Linked DNA regions of Mus musculus: region 2 is linked to region 1. Evidence: chromatin loops called from intact Hi-C (ENCODE). Cell type or tissue: heart. All regions are shown on one strand. Each heading gives the region's core, and the rest is flanking DNA. Links, peaks and the distances in the headings are about the cores only. Region 1 has its middle 18 kb from the start of 5830416I19Rik. Region 2 has its middle 12 kb from the start of Rell1.

Evidence for each region. Hi-C counts contacts between places; a loop is a spot of excess contacts. Peaks named below come from ENCODE experiments on the same cell type or tissue, not always from the same donor. Only the 100,000 strongest peaks of a DNase experiment are listed, where the experiment ranks them.
Region 2: it touches region 1 in a loop (1.9-fold over the local background); 6 of 42 quality-filtered maps call a loop at or near these places.

What each region holds. Positions count from the first base shown.
Region 1 is chr5:64,054,853-64,070,380 of GRCm38, forward strand. No RefSeq gene overlaps it. Among named protein-coding and RNA genes, the nearest start is that of 5830416I19Rik, 18 kb to the left of the region's middle. In heart, for the core only: no CTCF peak of the experiment used is centred there; no DNase peak of the experiment used is centred there; H3K27me3 peaks cover 5,160 bases.
Region 2 is chr5:63,973,527-63,989,054 of GRCm38, forward strand. No RefSeq gene overlaps it. Among named protein-coding and RNA genes, the nearest start is that of Rell1, 12 kb to the left of the region's middle. In heart, for the core only: no CTCF peak of the experiment used is centred there; a DNase peak (open chromatin) is centred at 8,925.

The sequences.
Region 1 (15,528 bases), core at 4,574-12,573:
GTTCATGGAAGAGAACATGCCACATGTTCTCACTCCCCTAAACAGGTTTGCCTGACCCAGCTGCACCAGATGTGTTTGATCACATGTAGGTGGGAAATACATAGGCATAAAGTACATAAGGGTATATGCTCACCCCTGATTGGATGTGGGCAGTAGGAACGCAGGCAAGAAGTATGTCAGGATATATGCATGCCCCTGACTGGACCTAGTGAGAAATAAGATAGCCTTATGGATTTGCCTTTATAAACCACTGAAAAATGTGACTCACTGCTATTTTTTTAGGAAGCCTAGAATGGACCTGGCCAGTATTTAATTAAAACTTGCTTCAATTTTGGCTCAAAAATTGTGGTAGCGGTCTTATTTTCAACCTTTGGGTTTAATACTTAGTTGGACTAAAGGTTGACCAGATAGCTCTCATAAAACAGTTCTTGGTGCATCAGAAAGAAACTAGTTTTAGAGTAAATGAGTCTCCTACAAAAGAAAACCTAAGCATCCTCACTCCCTAAGGCCGTGGGTAGAACAATTAAGCAGAGGAAAAAGTGCATGTGTGCTCTGAGATGAGCTGCTGTGCCCTCCTCTGCAGACTTGGCCTCCTGGTCTCCAGCCTTCAGACTCAGGCTGCAACTTTGTGGTGGTTTGAATGAGAATGAGCCCCAGAGGCTCCTGTGTTTGAATGCTTGGCCCTCAATTGGTGGAACTGTTTGGAAAGGATTAGGAGGTGTGGCCTCGGTATGGCTCTAGTGATGGGCTTGGAGGTTTCTAAAGCCCACACCATTTTTAATTTGTTTCTTTGCCTCATGCTTGTGAGTCTGTAAAAGTAACTTTCATTCTCCTGTTTTAAGTGTTGTCTGGAAGGTTTACTGCTGCAAACCCAGGCCTAGTCCTGGAACCATCTAGCCTCTGTACAATCTCATCAAGGCCTGGAATCTTTTCAGCCTCTGAGACCTGCTGCTGAATAAGCTCAGCCTTTCTTCTCTCTGAACTCTACCTGGCTGGTTCAACTCAGCTATTCTGGCTCACATTCCTCTCCCAGCTGATTTATTCAATCTGGCTTTTCTCTTGGCATCTGAATTGCTCTGCTTGGTTGTAGTCTCCCCTCCCCCAGCCTGAAACCTGCTTGCTCAGGGGTGGAGCTTCCCGCTCAATCGTTCTGCCATGCCCACTGCTGGAACCTGCCTCTTTGCTGTTTGGAGCCGTGCACGTGGTCACCCTGCTATTGGACCCCAAGATTAATTGGCAGGAATCGGGCCCCTCCCCCTGCTTTATAATTGCGTGCAGAACAGTAAAATTGAGCTTTGATCAGAATGCCTGTCTTAGCTACATTTCTTTATCTCGCCACCTAGCCCCTCTTCTCTTCCAGGTTTCCATAATTCCTTTCCAGGCTAGAACCCATGTTGTGATCTGCTGGCCGGACACAACACTTGGTCTCAACCTAACTGTAGCAATCTCTTTTAATCTTCCGATTCCTTCTCATTTTCTGCCAGAATGATTAAAGGTGTGTGCTAAGGGCTGAGTCACACCATAACTAGAGACAGGGTCAAATATCCTGTAACGTGAGTCAGGTATAAGCTCTCAGCCACTGCTCCAGTGCCATGCCCACCTGTCTGAAGCCATACTCCCCACCGTGACGGTCATGGATTCTACTACGCTCTGGAACCATAAACCCCAAATTGAATGCTTTCCTTTACAATTTGCCTTGGCCATGATGTGTCTTCACAGTACTAGAAAAGTAACTAAGGCAGACTTAAGCCATGATTCCCAAGTTCCCATGTGCTACAATGTGTGGACTTTCTTCTCTAATCTCTGAGGTAATGTAATTCACACATTTCACTGAGCCAAATGACTTGTTCTGCCTTTTTGCTGTTTCTTCATGATCCGTCCTCTGAAAATGGAAGCTTGGATCAGGGAAGAATCCAGCTCCCCATATGTGGACTGATACCCTATAGAAGAGGAAGACTGTTTATCTGGTTATACTAAGACCAAAACCAACTCAGACCTACTCTGATGCTCATGCATTGAGAAGCTGACATAACCCCAGGGAATGATGGTCTCTGGCACACACCCAAATCATTCACCTTGCTTTTCTTTTCCTTCAAGAGAGAAGAATAATACCTCCAGTCCATCTATTTCCATCTACATGGATCTTAAGGAGGGCAGCCTTTGCTCCTCTCCATGATTTTGTTTTGGCTGATGGGAACCCCAAGCAAGGAGGGGAAATGAAAACAAGGGAGACAAGGTCAGCCTCATTGCCGTCCACCTCTGGGCATGTAGATCTGCAACTTCAAACAAAGCTTAGTTCGGTGACGGTTTGTCCGGGTAAGTGCTTTGTGTCTGTTTCTATCACGTTTGATGTCATCTGCAGCTTCTTAATCTACACACCCAGATAAAAGGCTTTTACAAGCATGGAGAAAGAACTTCATGCTCTATAGCCTGAAGGTCTGGAGAGAGAAGGCTCTGAAAAATCTTTCCAATGCCAGCTGGGCAGCTCAGAGTGGCTAAACAGGTTGCTTTGAAATACTTTGAAAGAGGCAGAGACACCAATTTGTCCTATCAGAATGCAGGATCTTAAATCCCAAATAAGGCAGCAATCAAGCACTAGGGATGTAGCCCAGTGGTAGAACCTGTGCTTAGCCTGCTGGAGGCACGAACACCAATTCTAAGAACCCAGAAGGAGCTTCTATTTTTGTTTTTTGTTTTTAATGTGAATTCAGCTTTCTGTATTCTGAAGAAGCAAGGACCGTTTTGAATTCCAAAAGTATCTAACATTCCCAACACGTTTTATTCCTTTGAGGCTGTGGTTGTGAATATCGGGCTTTCTTTTTAATCTCGTTGGCCATCAGTGCCTCGGGCGTCAGACAGGACTAAGCATCGAAGATGGTGCTTGTTATCTTGACCCACTTAGGAAAAGTGATAGTTTTAAAATAAGTTTTCAATTACCTTATGTGTGTGAGTGTTTTGCCTGTGTTTAATGCTTGTGCACTACGTGTGTGCCTGGTGATTTAGAGACCAGAATAGACTCTCAGATCCCCTGGAACTGGAATTATAAACGGTTGTGAGCTGCCGTGCGGGTGCTAAGAATCAAACCTGGGACCTCTGGAAGAGCAGTCAGTGCTCTTAACCATTGAGCAATCTCGACCATCCTTATTGTTTAGTTTGTTCTTGAAAGAGATTTTTTTCTTTTATTTAAAAAAAAAATAGCCGGGCGTGGTGGTGTACACCTTTAATCCCAGCACTTGGGAGCAGGTGGATTTCTGAGTTCAAGGCCAGCTTGGTCTACAGAGTGAGTTTCAGGACAGCCAGGGCTACACAGAGAAACCCTGTCTTGAAAAAACAAAAAAATAAAAATAAAAAATAAAAAATAGAGAAAGAATATATATGCATATTACTGCTATATATAAAATATGTTAAAAACAAAAAACAAAAACTAAGAGTTCTTTTCTCTGTGACAGAAAGAGTACTTTAAGGGTAGCAACACTTGGAACTGCACACAAAGAAGTCACAGTGCTGACCGGGAGAAGCCTGGAACGAAGGCTCCTCGTTTATATTCCAGCACTGGGCATTTTCATTGGAGAGCTGGTGGATCTATCCCTAAACACAGATGGGCTGGCTTGTTCCCCAACACCCTACTTAGAGGAAGCAGCAGACCCAGGCCTAGAGCTCACTCTGTGGCACTTGCTCCCGGCCATCTTGGATCACAAGTTTTTTATTCTTAGGCTGCAAGGAAGCTTGTGGGCGAACTGAGCCTCATTCTGCTTTCTGGGTTTTGGTTTTGCTGCTATAGGTAGGGGCATTTTAAATTTTATTTTATTCTTAGAGAATCGTGAGGTGTGAATGAGCATGGGCAATAGACCTGGGCAGCCAGCATCTTTACACACAGAACTATGTATTTGGTCGATTTGAGACAAAAATTTCCCCCTCACAATCCCACTAAAGAAAAGAAATGCTTTCTAGTTTGCTATTCATATCATGTTTGCTTGATTCTTTAAAGAAAATGTGCAAATATGGCCAAGTAACACATGGCTCAAGATTCGATTTTCAAGCGAGGAGTGGAAGCCATGTGATGCTCTCAGGACTGGTCCCGGGGTACTTCTGAGGGACAGAGCACACGCTTCCATTTCCATAGCCTTAAAAAGAGCTGCAACACACACAAAGGTATGAAAACTGCTGGACCAATCAAAATGAAGGAACAAAGATACGTCTTACAAGAATCTGAGGTGAGAGAGCATGGGATCAGAGCGGCCCTGCCCACTAACAGGATTTACTGTGTTCCCTTTTAATATTGAGTAACTATGACCTGGATACATATCAGCAGATGTGCTGATTGTGGAGCAATATAGTGGAGACACGCCTTGCTGAACATTAAACTCTAAATTTGGTAGCTGAGATGCAAGACAGTACGGTGTCCTCCCTGCCTTTCTCCCTCCCTTCCCCTAAGTCCCCCATCCTTCCCTCCCTCCCTTCCCCCTCTCTCTGTGTGAGTATGTTTGAGTGTGTAAAAAAACATGTGTGTATATGTGTGTGTGTGTGTGTGTGTGTGTGTGTGTGTGTGTGTAAAACTCAGATCATATATGCTGTTTTGGAGCGCCCCCCCTTTTGTTTTACAGTTAGCAGAATACTGTAACCATCTCCCCACGGTACCTGTTCTAAAACGCACCTCTGACTGTGGTTCACGTTCAGTTGGGGTTTTGGTTTTTTGTTTGTTTGTTTGTTTGTTTGTTTGTTTGTTTTTCACTGTCTCTTCTTTCATAAGGGCAGGTGTGACCTATCTATTGCATTGTGCAGTTTGTGCCATACATCAATACAGTGAACTTTCTTTCATGGCCGGGAATCCAAAGATACTGTCTCACGTACTTTTCTACTGCTATGATGAGACACCATGACCCAGGTAACTTGCAGAAAAAAAAGAATTTATTACTTGGAGCTTACAGTTTCAGATGGTCCATGACCATTGTGGCAGGGAGTCTGACAGCAAGCCTATAGATCTGGTGTTGGAGAAGTAACTGAGAGCTTACCTGCAAGCAGAAAGAGAGAGAAGGAAGAGGGAGAGAGAGGGAGAGAGAGAGAAGGAGGAGGGGGAGAGGGAGAGAAGGAGGGAGAGAGAGGGGGAGAGAGGAGGAGGGGGAGAGGGAGAGGGGATGGGGAGGAGGGAGGAGGGAGAGGGGGAGGAAGAGGAGGGAGAAAGATGGAGAGGGAGAGGAGGAGAGGAAGGGAGAGGGGAAGAGGGAGGGGAAAGGAGAGGGAAACTGGCTCAGGCTTTTGAAATCTGGAAGCCAGCCCTGGAGTGACACACCTCCTCCAATAAGACCACACCTCCTAGTTCTTCCCAAACAGTTCCACCAACTGGGAGCCAAGTATTCAAATATAGGAGCCTATGGGGGCCATTCTAATTCTTTCTACTACGAAGATATAGACTGCTCTGTCAGGGACTGAGGCTGAGGGACAACTGTCTTAAAGGACAGAGCCATGGAAAGCAAAAGAAGGACCATTACAATGACAACCCTACAATGACCAAGTCTGTTCATGGCTTACCACCATCCAAGATATTTTCTTTGACACCAAGGATTGATCCCATGGCCTCACAAGTGTGGCAAGCATTCCACCACTGAGCTATATGTCCCCAACTCTCTTATTCTTTTTTATTTTGAGACAGTGTCTCCCTATATTGCCCAGGTTGGCTTTGTACTCACTCTCTGCCCCAGGAAGGCATTGCACTCCTGCCTCAACTCTGAAAGTATTCAGGTTTACAGGTCAGTACCACTTTTCTCCATGAAAGCAATTTGTCTGTTTTGTTCTGTTTTGTTTTTAACTATGAAACAATAGCTAGACATCAGAAACCTAATGAAGCTGGACAGAAAGGAGAAAAGCTGAACACAGAGAAACAAGGCAGTCGTGAACGTTTCAGGAGGGGCTTGGACGATATTAGTAGTTAAGTTAAAGGTGATGGAAAATTGTAGCCTATAAAGATGATGGTTGGAGAGAATTAATGAATATGTCAGCATAACCCACAGATACCATGTTCTCCGGGCCTGTCCCACCCTAGGACCCTACTCCAGAGGAAACCTCAAGCTCTTGGCAAGGGCTCTTACATCCTGAGTGGCCACGCCCAGGCCCCAAGGTCTCAGCCTTTTCCTCAAGTTGATTCCGCTCACATCATGCGATGCTCCGCTCCCACCTCAATTTCCCAGATAGCTAGCACACCATCAGCTGATCTTACCCAACATCACACCTTCCCCCTGTCTGTCCTCATTTAAATGAATGCACAGGGTAAATTATTTCTTCTCCTCCCCGTGTTAAAGGAGGCTGTGTTATACAATTGCCAGGGGCGTTTCTCGGAAAGATTTTACTTTCTTAACAGGAAAGCGTGCACTTTCCCTCTTTCTCCTTCTTCCTGCACTGGATGTAGAGTTAATGAGTGAGTGCCCAGTACCCAGCCAGAGAATGCCATTTGGCAAGGTGAAGCTCTAACCTCAATGGGAGAGGATGCTTGCTCAGGTGAGAGATGGGACAGCCCTGACTTCCCAGGGGCATCCCTGAGCAGTTCACCCAAGCCAGCAGAGACACGACTCAGATTTTAAATAAATCTCCACTGATCCAAGCCACAGTGGTGCCGTACGTACTCAGTACCCTTTGCCAAGTGTGTCACTTGAGAAAAAGAAGACCCCGGCCGTGGCATTTTGTAGACCCCTGGGAGAGCAGGAATCTATGCATTTTTCCATTTGGCTTGTCCCTTGCCCTTTCTCTTTCTCTCCTCTCCTTTCCTCTTTTTGTTTCCTCCAAACCAATTATTATCCCTTGAATATTAACCAATTATTAACCAATAATTATCCCTTTGTCTTCCACGGGGAAGTTAGAAATCCTGATGACTTCTTTTGCGGCTGTTAAATGTACTTTAGACATCCTCCTTGCCATTTCAAGTGCTAACTTTTCCTTTCCTTTTTGCTTTTTTCCTCCATAAAGTCAGCTGTCTCCCTAAAAGGAATTCTGGTGCCAGGTGTGCGGATAAAAATATCCTCTACTTTCCTACATAAAATATAAGGCATTTCTAAATCAGATCCTAACATCTCAGAGATTGAAAACAAGATGGTAATGCCAGCGCAGCTGAGGTAATGCTGCCGCGGGGAGGGGGGGGGGGGAATCGATCACAGACTCAGGGATGAGAATCAATCACAGAGTAAAGGATGAGATTCCCTCACAGTCTTGATTTCCCCTGACTGGAAAGCACTCCCAAAGGCTGAGCCCCTTCGCAATAAAGACGGTAATTTTCTTGGGCTCAGGCAACACCCACTTTAAGATGACAAGGGAAATATTGGACTAAAGTCTCAAGTCTCTGCTGGCTCTTCTAAAACCCTGAACTGGATCGACCATGTGTGTGTGTGTGGTTTTAAAAAAAATTTTTTTAATAGTCGTATTTACGTATACTTCATTTGGATTCTTATTCCTATCGCCAATTGGTTTATATATTGGCCATGTCCATGTTAGACAAAGAAAACGTGTTCAAGTTTCATACACACATACCCATGAACCTCCAGGGGCCTTTGCTCATGTGTCTTGTGACTACAAATTCTATCAGTTGTATCAGCTTTTACTTTTGGGAGGCACCTCTGTTGTTCACTGAGTTCCAGAAGTCCTTTCCATCAGGGACGCATGTCTCACCCTTCATTAGCTCTGGACCAGGTTCAGGGCTCATACAAAAGACACTGAAACAGTGAATGTGTAAATAAAATGTACGTCCCAGATCTCCGTCCCTAAGACTGTGAGTCTGCTGTTTTGTGTCCTTGATTCCCAGATTGTCCAAATTGATCGAGTTGGAGGAAGCACATTTTGCCTCACTCAGAAACTTCTTCCTTCAGTAAAATGGCTTAGGTAAACTTGGCCATGCTTCATATAACCCAGTCATGACCAGAGAGAAACTGGATCCACGACCTTCAGTGATACACTTGCTGGAAAAAAGAAAAGAAAAGAAAAGAAAAGAAAAGAAAAGAAAAGAAAAGGAAAGAAAAGAAAAGAAAAGAAAAGAAAAGAAAAGAAAAGGAAAGAAAAGAAAAGAAAAGAAAAGAAAAGAAAAGAAAAGAAAAGAAAAGAAAAGAGTCAATGAGCTTAAGGAGAAAATGTCAATAAATTAAATGAACAGACGCAGTTGTTAAAGATTTAAGAGTCTGTGTGAACCCTATACATGCACATTCCTGAGGCATTAGAGTTCACTTTCTAGTGTTTTCTTTGTCATAGAGCAGGCAACTCAATCAGGAAAAACAACCCAGGAGAGATGTTTCCACTTCCCTATGGTCAGCTTACTGGTTAGCTGTACGCTTGATCCTAAGTCAAAAAAGATTTGCTTCAAAACAAGCTGACATATGAACTGTGTGGAATTGTTTCATTTCAAAACAGAAATGGTATTGTAATAATCAAATTGTCTATCCTCCTATAAGGTATGAATTTTTATGACTTTCCATAAATGCATCTCTTGTAGGTAATGCCTAGCCTCATCACTACAGAGCTGGGCTGTGCTCATTTATCACAGGCTGTCCATTCCTAAAATGGGAAACCAACACATCACACAGCTTTGAGTCTCCCAGACTGCAAACCCACTGGGACTGATCCAAGACACCACCCTGCCCAGGATTGAGACATTCTGGGATGCATGATATTCCTGTGGGCAGTCTCTTTCTCCATGAGGTAAGGGATCCTAAGCAGTTGAGAGAACTGGACCCAAACCACAGAATCAAAGGAAGAACCCTAGGCTGAATGTGAAAGCTCGGAGCGAGTGCCCTTCAAATTTATCACGAAAAGGTCAAGGGAGTGGGTATTAGACTGGATGTTGAGCTGCAGCTTCAATCCATCAAGAGGGAGCATGGAAGAGGTCAAGAGAAGGGAAGCAGGCTCGTAGGAAGCAGCCCTGCAGCCTGGCCATGCTGAGCCACTCCCTCCCACAGACACTGTGACCGCAGTAGGAAACATCGTGAGAGCACAATTGTCCTTCCTTCCATTTCATCCCTGTGAGCTGACACTCTCTTCCCTAACCTATAAACAATTCCTCCACTAAACTTCCTGTCCACTGCTACACGGGGACAAACTGGACAATGGTCTATGTCCTGTGCAGCAAAGGAGGAGGTGGGTGTCATCAGGGCTAACACGGGAGCCAAGCGAAGCTAGGCTTTGCATAGTTGTATCCCTGTTAACATCTTTGGTCTGACATAGAAGCTTCCTGGAGAAGATGGAGCCGACATGGTATGTTCCAGGATCAGTGGTGGAAAGGATGAGATTGCAAGCCCAGGCAGAAAGCTCAGTGGTCACATGACTAGCTATATAATGCAATCCAGCTCATCTATAAATAACACCTTACTGAGCTTGTATGATTGGCGCCGGAGTTAAGTGAGACACTGCCTACTGAAAATAGCACACGGAGCAAGAAAAGTTCCTTTTCAGATCTAATCCACCTCCTGGCTGACCAGTAACAAAATGGCTAATGGTCAAGTTCTCAGTAATTATATGTAGTATAAAGCATGCAGAATTACGCCTACCCTATAGGCCATATGTGTACACTACATATAGAAGTATGTGCAGTAATTCTTCAGCATTTCATCATCGAATGTTACTATAAAACATGCTGGACAGCAAGGAAAACTGAGGCTGAGAGGGATTTAGTGCCTCAAAGTCACACACTGAGCTGGGGTTCTAGATCCCTGGATCTATCAGCTCAGGGGTTGTATGCTCTGACAGATGAAACTCATGAATAATCACAGTGGCCTGCTTTTACCCCTGCCAGGTTTCTGTGGGAAGAGCAGCCCATAGAACTAGAGCCACCTCCTCACTGTGTATTGCAATGTTGTCTGCAGCACTGATACACAAAAGAAGTGTGTAAAAAAAAAAGTGTGGGGAGGAAAATGAAGAGGGAAGGGAGGGGAAAGAGAGGGACGGTGGAGGAGAGGAAAAAAATGAGAGGACGAGGAAGAGAAGGGAGAGGAGGATAGAGAGAGGGTGGGGAAATGGGGAAGGAGAGGAAAGGATGGAGATTTGAATGGCTCGGGCATTTCCCAGCAGCACACTCATGCCTGGGGAATGAAGTGCCGCTGAGAGTTTAGGAGGTCAGGGAGGATGTGATGGGCAGGTTATCACTTTCTGATTGGACAGGCGTATTCCCAGGTGACTCAGACTTAGAAGTTACTTGAAGATCACTGACTCCCACAGTCTTTACTCTTCACCATCAACCTTGTATCAGTCAAGAGAAGAGCGCAGGCAATGCTTTTGACTCCATCTTGAGGGAGAAGGATGATTTCAGCTTTCAGGGTGGACCAAGAAACTGTGCCATCTATCAGGAACACACTCCCTACCCAGTACAAGCTAATACGTGACTTATTTCTAGGGGTACAAAGGAGCCACCCTATGTAAAAATAACTTTTATTCTCCTGAAGTAACCTCTGCCTCAGTCTGCTAATCTAGGCCTAATTCTGGAAGTTTCCAGCACTGCCCAAGCTTATCTAGGCCTAGAATGTTCTGTAGCCTCTGAGACTTACTGCTGAATAAGCTCACCCTTTCTTGTGCTTTCTGAGCTCTGACTGGCTGGTTCAGCTCAGCTGCTTTGACTTAAACTCCTCTTCAAGACGACCACTCAATCTGATTTATCTCAGCTTCTTCTGATTTGCCCTGCTTGGCCTCCTACTAACTCTGTCTAATGTCCTAATCTTCTGGCTCGTTCTCATTCTGTGCCTCATTCTCTGCTCACCTGTGTCTAGTTTGTTCTCTCTGTGTAACTTGTCTCTGTACAACTGTCCCAGTAAAACTGCCCCTTTCTCTTCTCTCTCTGCACTGCCCTCCCTTAAGTGGCCTCTCTTTCCTCTCCGCTCTGTTCTGTCAAATCTGTCTCTGATTTGTCACTTTGTCTGCCACTCAATTAGGCATCACTTTCAAACATGGGTGTTTCATTTTACCACCTGACTTTACCTTCATTGTTTGGGATAAAAGGTGTGTACTAAGGGCGTGTCTGTATTCCAGCCGGAGGCATAAAAGGGTGTGTGCAAAGGGCTGAGCCGCCCATAACACAGTATCGACTTTCACAGTGTGATCAAACATCCTGCAACAATCATATAGGTTTATTGGGCTGAACTGAAACCCTGGAGGAACATGAAAATATGAAATAATATCAGGAAATCAGGTCTAAGAACTTACCAAACACCCCAGATCAAGGAAAGGGTGTAATTCCCTTGCCTGGATCCTATCATAAGATGCACACACAGCACTGTGATGGCATGGTCCCCCACCAGCCTGTCATCTGGTGTATGTGTGTCAAGGACCAAAGACTCACAGACTGTCCCTGGAATTCAACTCAGTGCTCCACTGTTGAGGCTTACTGGACTGCCCCCCCCACACCACACCCCCCCCCCTGTCTGTCTGTCTGGACCTAATCATACTTCAGGTCAATCATTCTCTGTAGCTTCACTCTCATGCCTTTCTGCAGATCCAGGAGAGGCCCTCCTCTCCTCTCCACACGGCTCTTGCTTGTTATCTTATCAATGGACTCTCAGCCCACTTGAGAACTCTCTTGACCTCTGCTGGAGCCTTTTGAATTTGTGTAGCTTGTATGTGTGTGCTTGTGTGCGAGTGAGTGCTATGTGATATGAATTAATATTAGCAATTAATATTTAAATAAAAGAACCTGAATTCTCTTTGGCCAAGCTACCAAGGGAGGCAGATTCTATGGTCAATTGTCATTGAAACCACTAAACCTTATGAATTTATTATTACTCAATAAATTCTAAAATTGTGGAAAGACACAAACATGTTTGGCTACATTTCCAGCATGTGCATGTGTGTGTGTTTTCTCGTGTGCATGTGAGTGCTATGTGATATGAGTCAATATTAGTAATTAATATTCAAATAAAAGAACCTGAATTCTCTTTGGCCAAGCTACCAAGAGTCTCTTTAGAGGAAACCACAAGTTGAGAGAACCTTACAGAAGACACCATGGTAAGGTAACCCTTACATACAGGCTCCATGCAGTGAGCTAGGTCTAAACCTCACAGTGTGAGCATCGTGCAGACACCCACTCTGGGCCCCTGATGAGCAGCAGAGGCTTGCTGCTGTTCCCTGTGCTATGCCTCATTTGTTTTCCTCTTCTGTGCCTAAGCCCCCTTTCTAGCTGTGGAGAATCCTCAGATGACCTCTGTTGGGAGGGAGAGATTCCCATGCCATAAAGGGGTCTAGCTAAGAAGGTGAGATGCCATTCTGTCTCCTGAAGGCAGAAACAGGACAGTCAGCCAGAGGTTAGACAATAGAAGCTCTTGCTTGAGGACTCAATTCTTGACCACCAGAGACAATGGGTAGTTAATAACATGTTCTTATGATAGTTTAGATAAGGGAAGTCCAGAAATGGACCCTTGGCAACACTGGCAAGCCACTCCAGAAGGGTGGCCTTCTGGTGATGATTTCTCATGTCCCTTGGCTTCTGTTCTCTAAGCCTGATTCTTCAACCTCCCCTCTGATCTATGAGCAGCTAATTTTCTACTTAAAAGAAAGGTTTTTGGTTTTCTGTTAATTCTGTTACTTCAAACTCCTGGTGAATAGGTTCACCAATCCTCTCTCCCTTGCTCGAGGGCATCCTTTCTACCTGTGACATCACTCTTTATTTTTCCACTCCATCTCCCACCCTGTCTTTGTTTCCACATTGTGACTTTGGGGTGGTGACAGAGCACGTGGGAGGGGGTGAGGAATCACACATTCTTCATACTGGAACAAAGTCAGAAATTCAGGGACTGTGACTGCAAGCCCAGTCCTTCCAGGAACTCTTGGCTTCTTATCGATTCCCCTCAAATAGTTCCTGCAGCTCCAAGACATTTCTTCTTGAATCCTCTCCACCATCTCTTGCCTGCCTCATTCTCTGCCCAGGAACTTTCAGAAAACAACTTAATCCTCTGCCCATGGTGGGACTACAGACCATGAGACAGAAAATCTCCCGAATAAGCAATCATTGCCTGTGACTGTGCCCACACTCAGTGCTTCTTCATCAGCTTAAGAGTCACCAGGGCTGGAAATGTAGCATGGAGGAGTTAGTGCCTAGAACTCCTCAGACATTAGGTTGAAGCCCCAACATAAACACATGTACACACACACTTCTGACACTGAAACAATTCTCAGTATTTTCCCTGACCAAATAAACTTATTGTGCCTAAAGATGATGTTCACACACACACACACACACACACACACACATATATGTGTATATGTATGTGTGTGTATATATATATATGTATATGTATATATGTATATACATACATATACACATATATACATATATACATCACGTGTGTTTTGAATGGGATACATTTTTTCTTTATGCTTACATACAATATAAACAAGGCAGATATATTTATACAACTAATATTGTTTCTTTTTAGTTTATTCCTTTAGAGTATCTTTCCAACAGAATGACTAGATTAAAGCATATGAAGAGGGCTGGAGAAATGGCTCAGAAGTTAACAGTACTTGAAGTGTCTGAGTTCAGTTTCCAACTCCCAGGTCAGGTGGCACAAAACTCCCTATAACTCCAGCTCTAGGGGATCCAATACCTCTGTCCTCTGATGGTACCTGCATGGATGTGCACATACCCACACAATGGCATATATGCACATACACATATTTTAAAACAAAGATTTTTAAAAGAATGTACAGATTTTAAAAGACTTATTTATGAATTGTGTACGTGAGTGTTTTGCGTTGCATGTATGTGCATGCACCGTGTCCATACAGTGTCTAGACAGGCCAATAGACAGTGTTGGACTCCTGGAACTAGAGTTACAGAAGGCTTTGTTATCTGCCATGTAGGTAACAACGGAAACGGAATCCCAGTACCCTGCAAGAGCAACAAGTGCCCTTAACCACTGAGCCACCTCTCCAGAAGTGAGATGTGGAGAATCTTAGAAGCACCTGAAACACACTGTAAAGTGAACATGTATATCTTAGCATTAGGAGGCTGGGGCAGGAAGATTCTGAGTTGAGGCCAGCCTGGGCTATACAGTGAGAAAGGGGAGGGGAAGGGGAAGGGGAAGGGGAAGGGGAAGAGGAAGGGGAAGGGGAAAGAAGGGGGAGGGGAAGAAAGGAAGGGGAAGAAGGGAAGGGGAAGAAGGAGAAGGGGAAGAAGGGGAAGAAGGGAAGGGAAGGGAAGGGAAGGGAAGGGAAGGGAAGGGAAGGGAAGGGAAGGGAAGGGAAGGGAAGGGAAGGGAAGGGAAGGGAAGGGAAGGGAAGGGAAGGGAAGGGAAAGGAAGGGAAGGGGAGAGGGATACATCTCTTCTTCAGTGATTTACTAACATCATATCTTGTTTTTTCATGCCGAACATGCATCTCCAACTACCCTGGAAATCACTCTTTCTATTCACATTTAACACTCCCCCCCCTCATGAATTTCCTTTCTACAATGTTCTTCATGCCTTGCTCCATATCACCTTGAATTAGCTACGGAGTGTTTTCTGCCTGTTGGTTTCTACATCTGTGTGTGGTTAGACTCCGTAGCAAATGAGTCAGGTGTTGTCAAGTGTTCCCACCATTCAGCCATTTCTTCCCCTGTTGGTTTGAATATACTATATGTGTTCATACATTCATCTTACTGAGTGTATATGGATTGCACCTCTCTGTGCTCACAGCCTGTGCTGCTCAAATTTTCAAATACTTCTCTCCACAGCTGTACTCAATTTGTTAGGATGTTTTTCATGAGAGATTTTATTTCAGCATACTGCAATTCAATAAAACTGAACTCTCTGGCCCATTTGAAGTGACTTTAGCACGTCTATGAAGTGTGAATCCAAATGACTTTTCTCCTACTCTTATCTGCTCATTTGGAAATGTTTATTTTACTGTCATTTATGCATGCCCCCACCAGTTTGCAACTCCTGACAATCATTTCTCGGTTCAGTATTTTGAGTGCATACTAGGGGACTGGGAACTATATCTATGTGCCTTGTAGGGTGATCTGCCTTGTAGAAGGCTGATGCAGATAATTCTGACTGAAAGACTTTCCTTTGAGGGGCCAATATTTATTTTTCTTTAGCTCTCGAGCACGTGGACGGTAAAAGCTTTGTTCAGTTTCTCCCTCCTGCTGCAAATGAGGGAAACTGAGGATACCAAGAGATCTTCTGCTGAGAATGTAGGGAAACATGGAGAATTAAAGCATCAATGAGAAGTTAATAATAAAATATGTAGTTAATATTAAAAGCATACCACTAGAGTACATTATTCCCAATGAAAATATATTCCTCATAATGATGGCCATGACTATGAGTTGAAGCCCTGGGCATGTCTTCTAAGCTCCTGACTCTTGGTCACTGTTCCCATTAATTCCGCTGGTAATTTGCCACGATCTGCCACCAGGTGGCAAAAGCCAGATCTCACCTCCACCCTTCTCCATGCTTTTCCTGTACAACAGTGCCTCCCAGCTAGCCAACTAGAAAAGGCATGCTAAAGCCCCACTAAGGACCTCACCAGTAAGATGATCCCCATCCTATAGTAAGTCTGGAACTGTTTGGCAGATCTGACTCATTGCTG
Region 2 (15,528 bases), core at 4,054-12,053, 82 kb before region 1:
TATCTACCTGAGGAACATAGCTGTTGCCTGGCCCAACCAGGATACAGAACCACTCACCTCATCCTGGGCTTCCAACCTGCACACACACAGCTCTGCTTCTGAAATGCACGACACTGGTCTCTCAGCTCTTCCAATAAAAAGTCTCTTCCTCTTACTTTGTCACTGCCTGTTTAAAGTGGGCTTCTTGAACTGTTTCCATAGCTGCAAAAAGATCGTCGCAGCTGATGGGAGGGCTGAAGTTAGGCTTTAAGTTAAAATGACTGTGCTTAAGAGATCTATAAAACAAAAATGCCTCTAACCTGTCAGCCCCAATTGCCAAAGCACAAATTACTCCATAGAATGCTGTCCGCAGAGGGCTGTTGCTCAGGTAAGATAGCAAGCTGCCTATTACCACTTCTGTAAACAAAGTTGGTTGCCCCAACTGCACTGGGTGTGCTTGATCACAAGTAGGCAGGAAACAAGTCATGATATATGCTGGCCCTCCGCCTAGCCCCCATTAGATCCATGCTAAATGAATGTTCCCGTTAGTAACCCCTCACCCATGCTCAGAAAGTAAGCGAAATAAATTCATTTTTTGCCCCTTAGGTATGGTGTCGCTAAATCCAACTTTGGTTTATCATTGGGACCTTAAAAAGGGGAGGTGAGTAAATATTGCCTAGTTTCCCCAACACACCAGGACAAAATTCTTCAAAGCACCATGATTACCATGATGAAAGCACGGTGGCCAAAAGCAACTTGAGGAGAGAAGAGCTTATTTGGTGCTTCCACATGTCCATCATTGAAGGAAGGCCAGACAGGAACTCAAACAGAGCTGGAACCTGGAGCCAGGAGCAGATGATGCAGAGGCCATGGAGGAGAGCTGTTTGCTTGCTTTCATGGCTTGCTCAGCCTGCTTTCTTCTAGAATCCTGAACCACCACACTAGGGTGAGACCACCCACAATGGCCGACTGGGCCCTTCTCCATCAATCACTAATTTTAAAAATGCCCCATAAGCTTGCCTAAAGCCCTATCTTAAGGAGGCATGTTCTCATGGTTCCCTCCTCTCAGATGACTATAGCTTTGTCAACTTGACATAAAACTAAGCCCCACTATCACATACAATCTTTTTTTTTTTCTTAAAGAAGAACTGATTTAATTGTGGGAATGGATCATCTATCAGAGCATGGTATGAATTAAAAAACTAACAATGCTCTGTCCTCTCTGGGGCTTGCTGATTTTTTTTTCTAGTTTCTCTGTGAGAATTTGGTTAATCATTCTCCTTAGTAGAAGCCTTTCCTGTTTCCCTCTCCACTGCTAAATGGTCATTTTCATTATGGAAATGCATGAGTCTCTGATGACTGGTGTTTACTCTAATTAACACTGAACATTCTCAGTAGAATTGTGTCTTTCTGTGAATTAGATATAGTCTTATGTCCTTGTAAGGAGTTACACCTAGGGAATATGTTTGCAGTCTTTTATTAAAAAAAAAAAAAAGAAGAAGAAGAAGAACTGCAAGGGAATAAAATAGTATTTTTAAAAATTTAGGAATTTTGACCTTACAACAAACATGCATTGCCTAGGCTAAGAGTGGGAGGCTCAGGGACAGAATTACTGCAAATTAAGAAAATATCCTAGCATTGCTTATAGGAATTTCTAAATTTAGCTGGGAGAAAGCAAACAACCAGATGGTAAGATGGAAAAGGTCAAGGGCCCAGGGTCACACTGGCTAGTATTACTTTCTGCACTGGGTTCCTCTTCTCTGCTGATAAAAGAATCCAAGAGCAGGAAAAATCTTAATCATGACAGGCAACAATGAGTAACAAGCTTTATTACAAGTGAGGAGACAGACAGAGACAGAGAACAAACAGAGAGAGAGAGAGAGAGAGAGAGAGAGAGAGAGAGAGAGAGAACATTGACAGAGCAGAAAGAACAAGGTCATTTTTGTCCCTGGAAGGCTGGGGTTTTAGATGTTTCTGGTGACATGAGATGAGTCTCCTTTCCCTAATTTTGATTTGGACAGCTTAGACAAAGAAAGGGAAGCTTACAGGCCCACAGGTAAACGTGTTCAGGACTGGCTTTGAACATATCTGGCCAGCCTGGACTGATCCATCAGTAAGGTGGCCCTGCTCTTGGGAGAAAGACCCCTGCCAGGCCTTTTTTTTTATTTTATGTGCCTTGGGTCCTATGTCAACCATGATCTAAGCATCCTTGACTTTTACCCCTGCCTAAAGATGCCTCCTTTTGCTCTGGGCAGTAGGATAGAGATAGCACAGGATGTAGACTGCTGATATGTTGCAGGATATTCCATCACACTGTGACCCCTGATAGTGTGTGATTTACTGGGGAAACCTGTCTTTAGCTGTGATGTGGCTCGGCCTTAGCACACACCTTTAATCCAAGAGCTCTCTGCTGGAATATTGTAAGCAGGATTAAATAAAGTCAACCATAGGTCTAGAGGCAGAGCAAGTAACCAGTAGAAAGGGAGTGAACATAAGATTATTAAGAAAAAAATTACAGAGAGTAAGAAGGAATTAGGAAGATGAATAGAGAGAAGCACAGGAAGTGGGAGGGAGGGACATCCAGTTTATAGGAGGTTTGTTGAGAGAGGGGATTCATTCTGGGACACCTGCTGAGGAGGAAGGTCAGCTGGGTGCCTTCTCTGCCCCTCAGAGCTAGCAGGTCCTCCCCGCCCCCCAGCATCTGGCTCCCAAGTCATTGGTAAAATCAAATGGCTAAGATTTTGTTAAAGACCAACATACGTAGAGTTCAAGGCAGAAGTAAAGACCCGAACACTCGCACTTCCTTCTAGGACCCTAGAAATCCCTATCTGTTGACCACCAGTGTAGATCTACCCAGACCGAGCAATAGTATTCTATTAAACTAGCTAGAAGAAGTAGCATTGGTCTTGCTAATTATTGAGACTGCTGAATGCCATAAAGATTTGAACAGCTACTATAGGCAATGAATGGGAGGCCTGCCTAATCTGCACCACTGTGCATCCGATCTGACATCCCGGCTGTAGCCTGTCAATGTTCCATGAGCCATTCTGAGCAGCCGTGTGATACTCTGTGCGCATGCGTAGCAGGAGGTAAGAGCAGTTTCGAGATGGATAGAAGTAGAGGAGCTTTCCTGTAAGGAATCTGATAGCTGGGGAGGCTTTTCTATCATTATCGAGAGCCAAGGGGTCCAGGCAACCTTTCAGGTGAACTTAGGCAACAGAAGGGCACAGCTTCAGAGATCAGAGAAAAGTGAAATGTCTGTCAGTTCATGAGATGTGGGAGCAAGGTGATGAGGTGGAAGGTTTAGGAGAGCAGAGGGTGAGAGTTACCAGCTTCTCTGGATAGCTGAGAAACCCATATGAACCACTCTGCTGCCAAGGCTCAGAATGGTAACATGAATTTCTCTTGTGTTCTCCTCAGTATTGCCAGCAAATCTGTTGGCTTGCCTAGCTACTGAATAGTCAGTGTCACCAACTCTGTCCCCTTATGAGTAATCTCACCCGACCCCAAAATCCATGTGGACCATCACATCTCTCCACACAAGTCTCACCTCTGTAAGGTCACATTTAAAAAAAAAAAAAGAGTCTGGGGACCTTTACTTGTTAAATAGTTTTCAAAAATAATTTATTTTCATTTTATGTGCATTGGTGTTTTGCTTGCGTGTATGTCTGTGTGAGGGTGTCAGATATTGGAGTTACAGACAGGTATAAGCTGTCACGTGGCTGCTGGGATTTGAACCCAGCTCCTCTGGGAGAGTAGTCAGTGCTCCCAACTGAAGAACCATCTCTTCCAGACCTATTAGCCTTATTTTTAATATTCTTTTTTGTTTGTTTGTTTGTTTGTTTTTCCCCAATTTTTATTAGGTATATTACTTCATTTACATTTCAAATGCTATCCCAAAAGTCCCCTATACCCTCCCCTACCCACCCCTGCTCCCCTTGCCCACCCACTCCCACTTCTTGGCCTTGGTGTTTCCCCTATACTGGGACATATAAAGTTTGCAAGAACAAGGGGCCTCTCTTCCCAATGATGGCCGACTAGGCCATCTTCTGCTACATATGCAGCTAGAGACACGAGTTTTGGGGGTTACTGGTTAGTTCATATTGTTGTTCCACCTATAGGGCTGCAGATCACCCCAGCTCCTTGGGTGCTTTCTCTAGCTCCTCCATTGGGGGCCCTGTGTTCCATCCAATAGATGACTGTGAGCATCCACTTCTGTGTTTACCAGGCACTGGCATAGCCTCACAAGAGACAGCTATATCAGGGTCCTTTCAGCAAAATCTTGCTGGTATATGCTAGTCTACTGCACATAAGACCCTTGCAGTAGTTTGTGTAGAAAAATGGCCTGCATAGGCCCATAGGGAGTGGCACTATTAGGAGATGTGGCCTTGTTGGAGTAAGTATGGCTTTGTTGGAGGAAGTGTGTCACTAGGGGTGGGCTTTGAGGTCTCCTGCTCAAAACCAGGCCTAGTGGCTCCCAGTTTCTCTTCCTGCTGCCTAGGATGCAGAACGCTCAGCTCCCTCTCCAGCACCATGCCCTCATGCCTGCATGCCCTCATGTTTCCCACATGACAATAATGGACTGAAGCTCTGAAACTGTAAGCCAGCAGAGTTGCTGTGTTCAGGGTGTCTCCTCACAGCAGTAAAACCCTAAGACAATGCTGGATCAAAAACTAAAGTAAGGGCTGTGTGTGGTGGCAGGGGCAGGAAGATCTCTGTGATTTCGGGGCCAGCCTAAACAGTGAGTGAGTTCCAAGACAGCCAGGACTCCATAAAGAGACTCTGTCTCAAAAATAAACAATTAAGGAAAGAAAAGTCCAGACTCTGATCCTGTTTAAGAGCTCTTTCCTTTCCTCTGCCTATGTCACCTCCGGTAAGATACCTGGCCTAAGGATCAGCTGCCACCAAGTGGGGTGGACAGTTGTACACCACCCACCTGCTGCTTCCACCGGCCAAAATGCTGACGCTGTCATCTGTGTGGCTCCCCTAGAAAGGCCCTGAGCAAAGGCCTAAGGTCCATTGGTAGGGCAGAGAACACCCATTTCCAAAGCTAGACAATTTGGGAAGGGCTGCTCAGCTCTAGAACTGCCTTCTGGGAAAGGCTGAGGCCTCCCTGACAACTGCATCCCACTCACACGCCTCCTATACCCCGCCCTAGCCCTCCCTACCACATGTGCAGGCAAGGATCAAGGATTCTCCCCAGGGAGTCCCATCTTTGCAAAGCCTGAGGAGCATGCTCTCTCTCTCTCTCTCTCTCTCTCTCTCTCTCTCTCTCTCTCTCTCTCTCTCTCTCTGTCAGGTCCTTCTGCTCCCCATTGCCCATGCTATTAGCCATCCCTTTTGCATTTCACAGGGCTGTGAGGGAAAGGAGAAGAAAGAGCTGGAGAGTTTGCCTATGTTACTCTCATCAGAGCTCAGCAGTACTGGAAGGAGTTAGGAGCAGACTAACTGCCTGGTAATGTGTCTTCCTGGAGACACATCCACCACCCTCCCATGCCCCATCTCCACTGCTCCTAGTGCTAGGAGACACGACTGCCCTCCACCTGCTTAAAGAGCAAGGACATCTGATCCAGTCAGCTCTTTCATCCTCCACAGTCTGTGGACTCTCCATCTTCAACCCCACAAAAAACAAGCCCCTTCTGACACGTTAGTGACAAGTTCTGAGTTCTTACACACTTCAGGAACATCATTATTATTTTTGCTCCAATAAAACTATGAGATGGGTTTCATTGAAGATGTTTTTGTAGGAAGAAAGGATCTGGGTTAATGTGGTAGACAGAAGCATCAAAATTGTCCATGTCCTGACTCCTGGACCCTGCAAACATGGCTGGTAGCATTGTAGAGAGGAATTAAAGTAACCAATCAACTCAAAATAAGGAATATGTCCTATATTACCTGGACTGGGTCATTGTGATCAGAAAGATGGTTAAAGTAGAAAGGCTGAGAAGAGCCAAGCCACAGGAGGCTTATATGGCAGAAAGGTACAGAGAGACAGTGTTGCTGACTTTGAAGATGAAGGAAGGAGTCACGTCCCCTGGGATGCAGGAGGCCTCACAAACTGGAAAGGGCACAAAATCCAAATATATCCTTGAGCCTCCAGAAATAACTGCTAGCCTACACATGCTTTGATTCTAGTGCCGTGACCCCCATTTCATACTCCTTATACAACTGTAAGGGAATTGGAACCGTTTAACTGAGGAGTTTGAGGTAACTTGTTATAACAACAACAAGGAAGGCATACAGCAGGGTAACCCAGCTCTACACAACAGCTCCTGGTGGGCTGCTGAAGAGATGCCAAGATGGAGGATGTGTTGAGCCCAAGTACTGGGATGGTGCTCTTGAAGTCATCCATCACCATGGAAGCAAGTGATGCCCTTTGAACAACAATCATGTGAGGCTCAGGGGCCAGAGAAGCCAGGGGATTCAGGGACCCTGGAAAAGCAGCCATAGTCTCTAAAGGGGTCCAGTTATTACCAATAGATCAGCAATGTCAAAAATTAGATATAATAAAAAAGATATAGGATACTTGATCTAAACCGCCCCTCATCCCCACCCCCCAATTCTCTCACACCTGAGGGCCAAAACTGGGACCATTCCTGAATCATGTCAGCTTAGTTACTAGAAAAAACAAGAGGTCAAAACCATTGAGTCTGATTACATCTGGCTCAATATTGTTGGCAGTGAACACAGCCCCTGGTGCTGAGTCCGTTACATATTCAATAAAGTGTGTTTACCAGTATCTGACTTCCTTTGTGATGTGAATAAATTCAACAGTCCTGTGATGCTCATGTGAATCTAGATGACAACCTAAGCCAAGATCATTGTGCCAAGAACCGAGGAGATGAAAAGTATGAATTAGAGAAATATCCTAACACACGTGTGTGAAAAAGCCACAGTGAAAGCCATCACTGTGTGCGCTGACTTCAAAACTGGAAAGAAGAAAGGACACGTGAGCATGGATTTCTTCCTAACGAAGCTCGGCATGGTTTCTGAGTTGGAAGCGTAGAGAAATGATCAGCTGTAACTTCCCTAACAGAGAGTTATATTCAAAACTGACATCTGTAGGCAGTGCCGTTTGTTTCCCCGTCCATCTCTTGTAGCTGAGGACTCTCAAAAGTCAAAAGCAGTTTGATCCTGGCCAAGAGGGAGTAGACTGAAATGTCACTGGGGAAATTTGTGCTGGACCTTTCTTAAACAGTTGGCAGCTAAGGGGGAGGAAATATTGGATGATTGTTTGATTTTTGTGTTGTTGTTGTTTCAAAAAAATTATTTTTTGAGACAGAGTCTCATGTATCCAAGGCTCTGTTTGTGTTGCTTTGAACTCACTATGTAACCTAAGAAGGCCCTGAACTTCATCCTCCTGCCTCAACCTCCTGAGTGCTAGGATTCTAGCCAGGTACCATCATGCCTGGTTTATGCAGTGCTGGGACTGGACCCAAGGCCATGTGATGCTAGGCAAGTGTTCTACCAACTGAGCTAGAGCCCCAGTAGGGTGCTGCTTGGATGCAAAATGTGAACTGCCTCAAATACTGTCTACACAGAGGGGATTAAAATAAGAACTTTAAATTTCATCAACTGACCCTAAGGTAGATCGTCAAGCCACCAATAGGTAGCTAGGGTCCTGATTCTGGTCTGTAGCGTGTTCAAACACTTTAACATGGATGCTCTGAGTCAAGAGGACAATCAGGACATTGGCGGGAGTTGCCTCTATCATGACATTAGGCAACACTATCAAATGAATAAAAATTCTGGCTGTTTCATTGTTTAATCGTTCACTTTCTTTTTATCCTTCAAGAAGTACCCGCCTTACTAGACCTGGTAGGAAAGATCAGTGGTTCCAATTAACAGTAAGACTGAGGAAAGAGGAATTAGTGAAAGGCCATCTTGGAAAACTTAACAGGACCCCGTCTCGATACAAAAAAATTAAAACAAAACAAAAGATGGGGTGAGGGTGGGGCTATAGCTTAGGCTTCTTGATGACTAGGCCTTGCCGAATACTTGTGTGAGAAGGGAGCATTCGGTCTGCACTAGTATGTAGCCACTAGCCACACATGTGGCCACTGGACATCCGAAATAAGGTCAGTGAGAAAAAGAAAGGCAGTGTCAAATTTTTATTTAGTTTATATTCAGTTAAAGCTGAATGAAGTTGGCGGCTACCATACTGGAAAGCTCAACGAGGGAAAAGACGAACACATTTGAGCATGCCTGGGTTTACCAAGCAGCATTGTAAAGATAAACCACTATAACTGAAATATCTACACCCTCTCTAACTATCAGCACGTCAAATATCCTTGCGCTTCCCTACAGCACCTCCCCTCTGTCCATTATGTTGTATGATGATTGGTTTTGATAATTAGCAATATACAAATGGTATCTAAAAAAACTAGACAACTGGTATTTTTACTTTACACAAGGCATGGTGGTTTTAATCGCCGTAGAAGACACTCTCCTTTTATTGTTTTATTATTATTATTAATGTTAGTCAAGATTTCTCTGTCTCTCTGTGACCCTTGCTGTCATGGAACTCACTATGTGCAGACCAGGCTGGCCTCAGATTCACTGAGATGGCGTGCCTTTGCCTCCTGAGTGCTAGGATTGAAGGCTTGCACCACCATGCCCAGGTGACCTTAAAGACTTTTAAGAAAGTGTATGTGGTGAAGATGAATAAGGTTTTGCAGATATTTTGAGGTAGTTAGAGATGGAATGAATCTTGGGCAAATATGAATACCTCCCCGACCCCCATCCTCTCCCTCTGAGCAGGACATTTTACTTTGTATCTGAAGGCCTTAAAACAGACTCCTGTTGTTCAGTGTCCCACTCTGACACCTGAGGCAGTTCTGTGAGCCAGGCTCCTGCAGCGTGGTTCCAGCCTAGGAGTTCTTCCTTCCTATCCCCGGGTGAAGTGTCGGCAGAAGCGTTCTGCTGGAGTTGGATTCTTGGAATCCTTGTCAGCCTCCTGTTGGATCCGAGCCATCAGAGTCTCCCGGTTGCCTTCCTGAATGACCGCGCTTCTGCTGAGAGGGTTGATTGGCTCTGAGTCACACCTTAATCTTTTCAGCAAACAGTTTTCTCACTGCGTAGCTTTCTGTTCCCACAACAGGATATCTGGACGGAGTGAACAACTTTCCAGAACATCAGGTGCTTAATCCCCTTTTCCTTAACAGCTCGTTCCCTAATTTGTCCCTTTTGTCACTTGTTTTACTATAAAGAGCAAAGAGAAAGCAGGTGGAAACTTCCACTCTTTACTTGACTGTTCTGTCAGTTGATTTTATTCCTTACTTATTCTGCTTTGCACTCCGTACAGGAACCCATTTCACAGTCTTCTGCTACTTTGTAAGACAAATCAAGTTTCCTCCTGTGTATCCACAGGCATGTTCATCATTTTCTTCTAAGTCATCACCAGGAACCTTCAAGGCTCATCTTTCTACCCACTGTTTCTCCAAGGGAATCCAGGCTCTTTCGGTCACGGACTTCAGAATTCTTGATGTGTCTACTGAATATCCAGAGTAACTTCCATTTATAATATATACGGTGTTTTAGAAGTTCCCCACTTCCCAGTGTTTGTATTGATGTCTTAGCGTATCTGTAGCAAAATGGCACAAACTGCTTGGCGTAACAGCAGGCATCCTTTGTCTCACAGATCTGGAGGGTTCTGCTCCCTCTGAAGCCTTTAGGAGAGGATCCTTGTCTCTTCCAGCTTCCATTATCCCCAGGCATTCCCTGATCTGGTCTGTTTCTTCTCCCCTTATGAGGACACCAGGTCATATGGTGCTAAATACCTACCTTACTCCACTATGACTTCATCTTAGCTAATTAAGTCTGTAATGACTCTATTTCCAAATGAGGCTACATTCTGAGCTACTAGGAGTTAGGACTTCAACATATCTTTAGTGGGAACACAATTCAATCTATAACTAGATAGATGATAGATGATAGATAGATAGATAGATAGATAGATAGATAGATAGATAGATAGATAGATGATAGATAGATAATAGCTCTTCAGAAATGTATACTGAAGGGCACAAGAGAAAGAACAGAAACATGAAGCACTTCTACGAGCTCTGCCTGAAGTCAATTTGCTACTGTAAGCTTGAGGATGGATGAGAAAGGGCCAATCAGTGAAGGCTGGCACTTCTCTGGAGTGTAGCATGGGAAAACGTGAGAATTGAGGTCATTAGTACACTCAGCTCACTTGAATGGGTTTAGTCTGTGCTTCCTTGATTGATATGGAAGTTGAACACCTTTGCATATATGTTTATTGGCCATTAATATTCCGTCTTTTTTTGTTTGTTTTTGTTTTTGTTTTTTCTCTGTATAGTCCTGGCTGTCCTGGACTCACTCTGTTGACCAGGCTGGCCTCGAACTCAGAAATCCGCCTGCCTCTGCCTCCCAAGTGCTGGGATTAAAGGCGTGCGCCACCACCGCCCGACTTATATTCCATCTTCTAATATGAGTATTTGTGTCTTTTGTCTACTTATACATTGACCTTAATTACTCTCACATTGACCTCTATCTAATACTGTGTGTGATGTGAAGTAAGAGTGTGCTTGCTTGCTTGGCCTTTGCCCAATGACCTGCCTTCCTGGCTAAACCCATCACGAATCAAGCTTCTGTGACCACGATGTCTGTCCTCAGCATTTACATTCTACTCTCCAGATCCCTTTTGCAGGCAGCGCACTTCCACACTCGTGACTCAGAAATCATTGTTTGTATCTGTGATGACAAGTGTCTGTGTGTTTTGCTCTTGTTCCAAAATATCCTGACTATTCTTGACAGTTCCTTTTCACTTTACATTTCAAGATCAGGTTATCAAATTCCATGAAAAGACTGTAATTTTAATTTTTTTAATCTTATTTTTTTTTTTTTTTTTTTTTTTTTTGGTTTTTCGAGACAGGGTTTCTCTGTGTAGCCCTGGCTGTCCTGGCACTCACTTTGTAGACCAGGCTGGCCTCGAACTCAGAAATCCGCCTGCCTCTGCCTCCCGAGTGCTGGGATTAAAGGCGTGCGCCACCACGCCCGGCTTTAATCTTATTTTTAACGATGGTTCTGAAACACTTCAGCCTTCCTTGTAACCTACTACCCACCAGAGGTAGTGGAAAAGAAAGGATGGGGCGGGGCGGGGCGGGGGTGGGGGTGGGGAATGGACCTGTTTAGAAAGGTTCTTCGGATTAACTTCCATCTGTGATGTCTGGAAATCAATAGTTTAGTTCACTGGTTAGCAGGCAGCAGCAGCTTGATTCACTTGCAAACACCTCACAGATACACCAGCAGTCCAGTTCAATAGAGTCCGGATGGCAACAGCGGTGACACGACAGCAGACAGCCAGGCCTCAGTCTCAGCTCCAGTCAGCAGGAGGGACCAACAGGAACACCAGGAGAAGTTCTCGGCTGTGCCTCTCTCAGGGAAGTGAAGGTCAGCCGAAGATGTGAGACCCACAAGCATTGCACAGCTAGCTGTACCAGCAAGCCAAACTCTGTCTCCATCACTCCATGGAGTTCGATTTATACCCTCCAAACATCATGTGTCCTCCATGTGCCTTGCCTCAGCATGTGTCTTGCCTTAGCACGTGAATCCAATCAGCCCAAGTCCTGGGAATCAGCAACAAACTGCAGCACACCACCTGAAGTTTTTTAGTGCATTTCTCTCTATGGCTTCCTGAAAAATACAGCTCAATCATGCAATGGAAGGTGGGCCAATACATGTGTGTCCTTAGCAAAGAATATTTTATCACATGCCCTTTCATGTGCTTGCTTTAGCAGAACATTGTCTCTCCTGTGTCTGCTTCCACTAAGCCTTCCTTCACCAGTTTGCCTTAGCCTTTCACACCTGTGTCTACTTTAACAAAACGTTGCTTCATGTGTTTGCCCCAGTAAAACACCATCCAACCAACTTTCCAAAGAACCCCTAAGTTTACACTTCAAAAGACATTGGTCAGTGTTAGTTGTGATTAAGCTAGCTCTAAGGTTAACATTTAATCCTGTATTTCAGGAAATAAAAAACAAAAAACAAAAAATCACACCAGCACTCAATAAATATTAGCCACTTTGCAGTGTCCCCATGATTAGAGCTTGTGATTCCTTCTAAGGTTAGGATCTTTTTGATTTTGCCATTCAGCCATTGCTGAACTTATACAAAATGTTACTATATCATCACTTAAAATAAAGCAAGACTCCCAAAATTAACTATTTGTGACTAGCGAGATGGGACACTGATTAAGAACCCATACTGTTTTGGGGGAAGATCCAAGTTCAAAAACCAGTACCCACATAACGCAACACGCAACTTTATAACTGCTTGTAACACCAGCAATAGATAATCTGATGACTCTGGCTTCTGGGGCACCCACACTTATATGCATATACCTAGGCACATAGGCATAAATAAAAATAACATAATTATTAAAAATAAGCTATTTGCCTTGCAGTATGTCAAAACTACTAAGGTCGATTGTTCTGGACTAGAAAGGACAACCACTTAACAAAAGCTTGATCTACAATGGGCATAGTAGAGTATGCTTGGAACCCCAGTATTGATTGGGAAGCTGGGGCAAAGGATCTTGAGTTCAAGGTTGGGCTGGGCTATTCAGGTAGACCCTTCTCAAAAAGCAGTAGTGAGTTCTGTGACATGTAGGGCTATAGAGAGAGACCCTATCTCAAAAATTAAATAAGTGATAAAATAAAAGCTCAGCTAACAGTTAAACATGACAACCTCATCATACTGCCTACCTTTTTCTCATTTCAACAGAAACTCTGCAAAAAGGAGTAGCAGAATCGCAGTTGCCTCTTCCACACAATAATGAATGACATAATGCAAATTACCTAGTAGTCTCTGTGAGGGAAGGGATGGCTGGAGAAAGCTGGCAGACTTCCTAATACCCAGGAGTGTAATTTAGTTTAAAATATAGGTGTTTATGTATAATGACATTATTTGGACGACAGCATTTTCTTGAACAACACTCTAGCTGGTGAATGTCTCTCCACGTCGCCTGCTGACTTGCCTCTTGGCCAGGCCTTGCTGTTTTCAGTGAGGAGAGAGAGGCATTACATGCACTACTCTTGGCACAGACGCCTCTTTATTAGTTCATTTCATCCTCATGTCAACCTGGTAAAGGCAGGAGCAGGTGGTTTTCTTCTCTTACCTTCTAGCCCTGATCTTATGCTTAAAATATCGCTGTTTTCGTTTGATACCCAACCCAGAACCCACTCTTAGGGCCACTTAAGCTGTAAATATGTATTTCTCCCTTCTAAACCCTCTGTTTCTATGCTTCTTTGAAAAAACACAAAACCCAAAAAGAACAACAATAAAGACAACAAGGATATGACACACACACTGCCCGTAGAGTTCAGACCTTTGTCTTTGTCTTCTGAAAGCTTCTTCTTCTTCATGCCTCTCAGAAGATGATCTATAACCTGAGTCAGAACAGACAGAGTCGCCTTCAGAGGGATAATGAGCGCTGAGAGGGGTCATGGGTGTCAACCTGGTGGCCATAGGCCCCTTAGAAAAAGCAGTGCATGCACACACCAGGATGACAGCCATGGGAGTCAGGGTGGAGACTGTGGCCATGAGTCAGTCCTGGACCAAGTGCTTTATTTCTGTGTTTCCAGTTCCTCTATAAAAGCTGAGGTTCATATGCAAATGTCAGCTGCCTTATAGGAGCATGGTCAGGATCCTGCCTTATAAGATCAGATCGCATTGTAAATCTGACACAGGCAGATCATTCACAACACACCCAGAATTAGCCATGAAGGAAAGTTTACCCCATGATGGGTAAACTTGACTAACTAAAATTTTTAAAACGTTTCCTAACTACAAGATGCCATCAGCTGTTGTGGAAGGAAAGCAGAGCACATTGTTTGTTCCAGCCACGCCTAGAATACTTCCCACCCATCAGCTTCTTCAGCATCATGCCTGTGTGCCTTCCAAAGGTGCAGTCCTCATCCTTCACAGCCAGGACTCACTGGGTGATTCTGACTAATATGATGGCACAGAAGCAATGCTATATGACATCTGGTGCTAGATGACAAAGGATTATAATTTATAGCCCTCTTGGGACGCTTGCCTTGGAACTCAACTACTGAATTATAAAGTATTATAGGCAAAGGCTAAGGGGGTAACATATTAGTAAAGTGTTTGCCTTGTAAGCCCGCAGACCTGAGGTTGTTGCCCAGAGCTCAAAACAAAACAAAACAAAACAACAATAAACCTGCATTGTGGTATGTATTTAAATTTGCAGTATTGGACATTTCCCTGGAATTCACTATCCAGCCAGCCTAGTTTGCTTGGAGAGCTTCAAGCCAATGAAAGGCCCTATCTCAAACAAAGAAGTAAAGGGGGATGGAGGGGGGATACCCGCTGAGGAGTAAAACCAAATGTTGTCCTTTGGCCTCTCATGTCATGTAAATGTACACAGGCTCATGCCATAAACAGGTGTATGCATCTTTACACAGACAACACACACACACACACACACACACACACACACACACACAACCACCATCAACAAACCAACTGGCCAGGTCCCTTGGGAACTAACCCTCCTGCCCCTGGTTGAGCCTTTCTATGCCTGTGCAGAACAAGCCTTTTCTACCTTTCCTCAAAGTACAGGTGCAGAAGCAAAATAAAGAGACAGCACTGACGTGAAAGACAGCAGAGGGGACATTGGTCCTACAGCAATAAATGACCAGAAAGCCCACATGCACAAGTGCTTTGCTGTCAAACCAAATCTAAAGGATGTAACAAAGGTTTAGGCAGGGGAGTGGGCAGAAGTGAAGAGCTGTTGTGGAGGCCCAAAGGGCCTTTGTGCATATTTTAGCCAATACAATAATATTTCATCAGGGAAGTGCAAATTAAAACACATTGTAACCAGAATGGCTAGAATTCAGTTAGTAATATCAAGTATCAGTGATAGTAAGGATCATAGAAATGATCTCAGAACTGCTAGTAAACATGTAAACTGGTCAAAGCCCTTCGGAAAACTTACGCAGGATCTCGTTATGTGTACTAAACAAAAACTGCCCTATAATTCCTTCATCCTCCTCCTAGGTGTATAACTTTAAAATGTCCACAAACAGATACACAATGATGAGCATTGTCTCAGTTAGCTTCTTATTGCTGTGATGAACACCATGACCAAAACCAACATGAATAGGAAAGAGTTTATTTATTTTACAGTGTTCTGATCCAGTCCATCAGAAAGTCGGGGCAGGAATTCAAGGTAAGAACTAATGCAGGGGCCATGAAGGGATGGTACTTACTGGCTTGCTTCCCCATGGCTTACTCGTTTTGCTTTCTTATAGCACCCAGGACCACGGGTTTAGAAGTGGCACTGCCCACAGTGGGTAAACTATGAGCAAAATAAATTCCTCATTAAGTGTAGTTTTTGTCAGAGCAATAAGAAAAGCAACTCATACAAACCTTAATGTCCTTAGCATAACTGGGCAGCAGCTATACTCGGCTGCAGACAAAATTCTCTGAAGGGTAGATAGATAGATAGATAGATAGATAGATAGATAGATAGATAGATTTGTTATTTTATATGTGTGAACA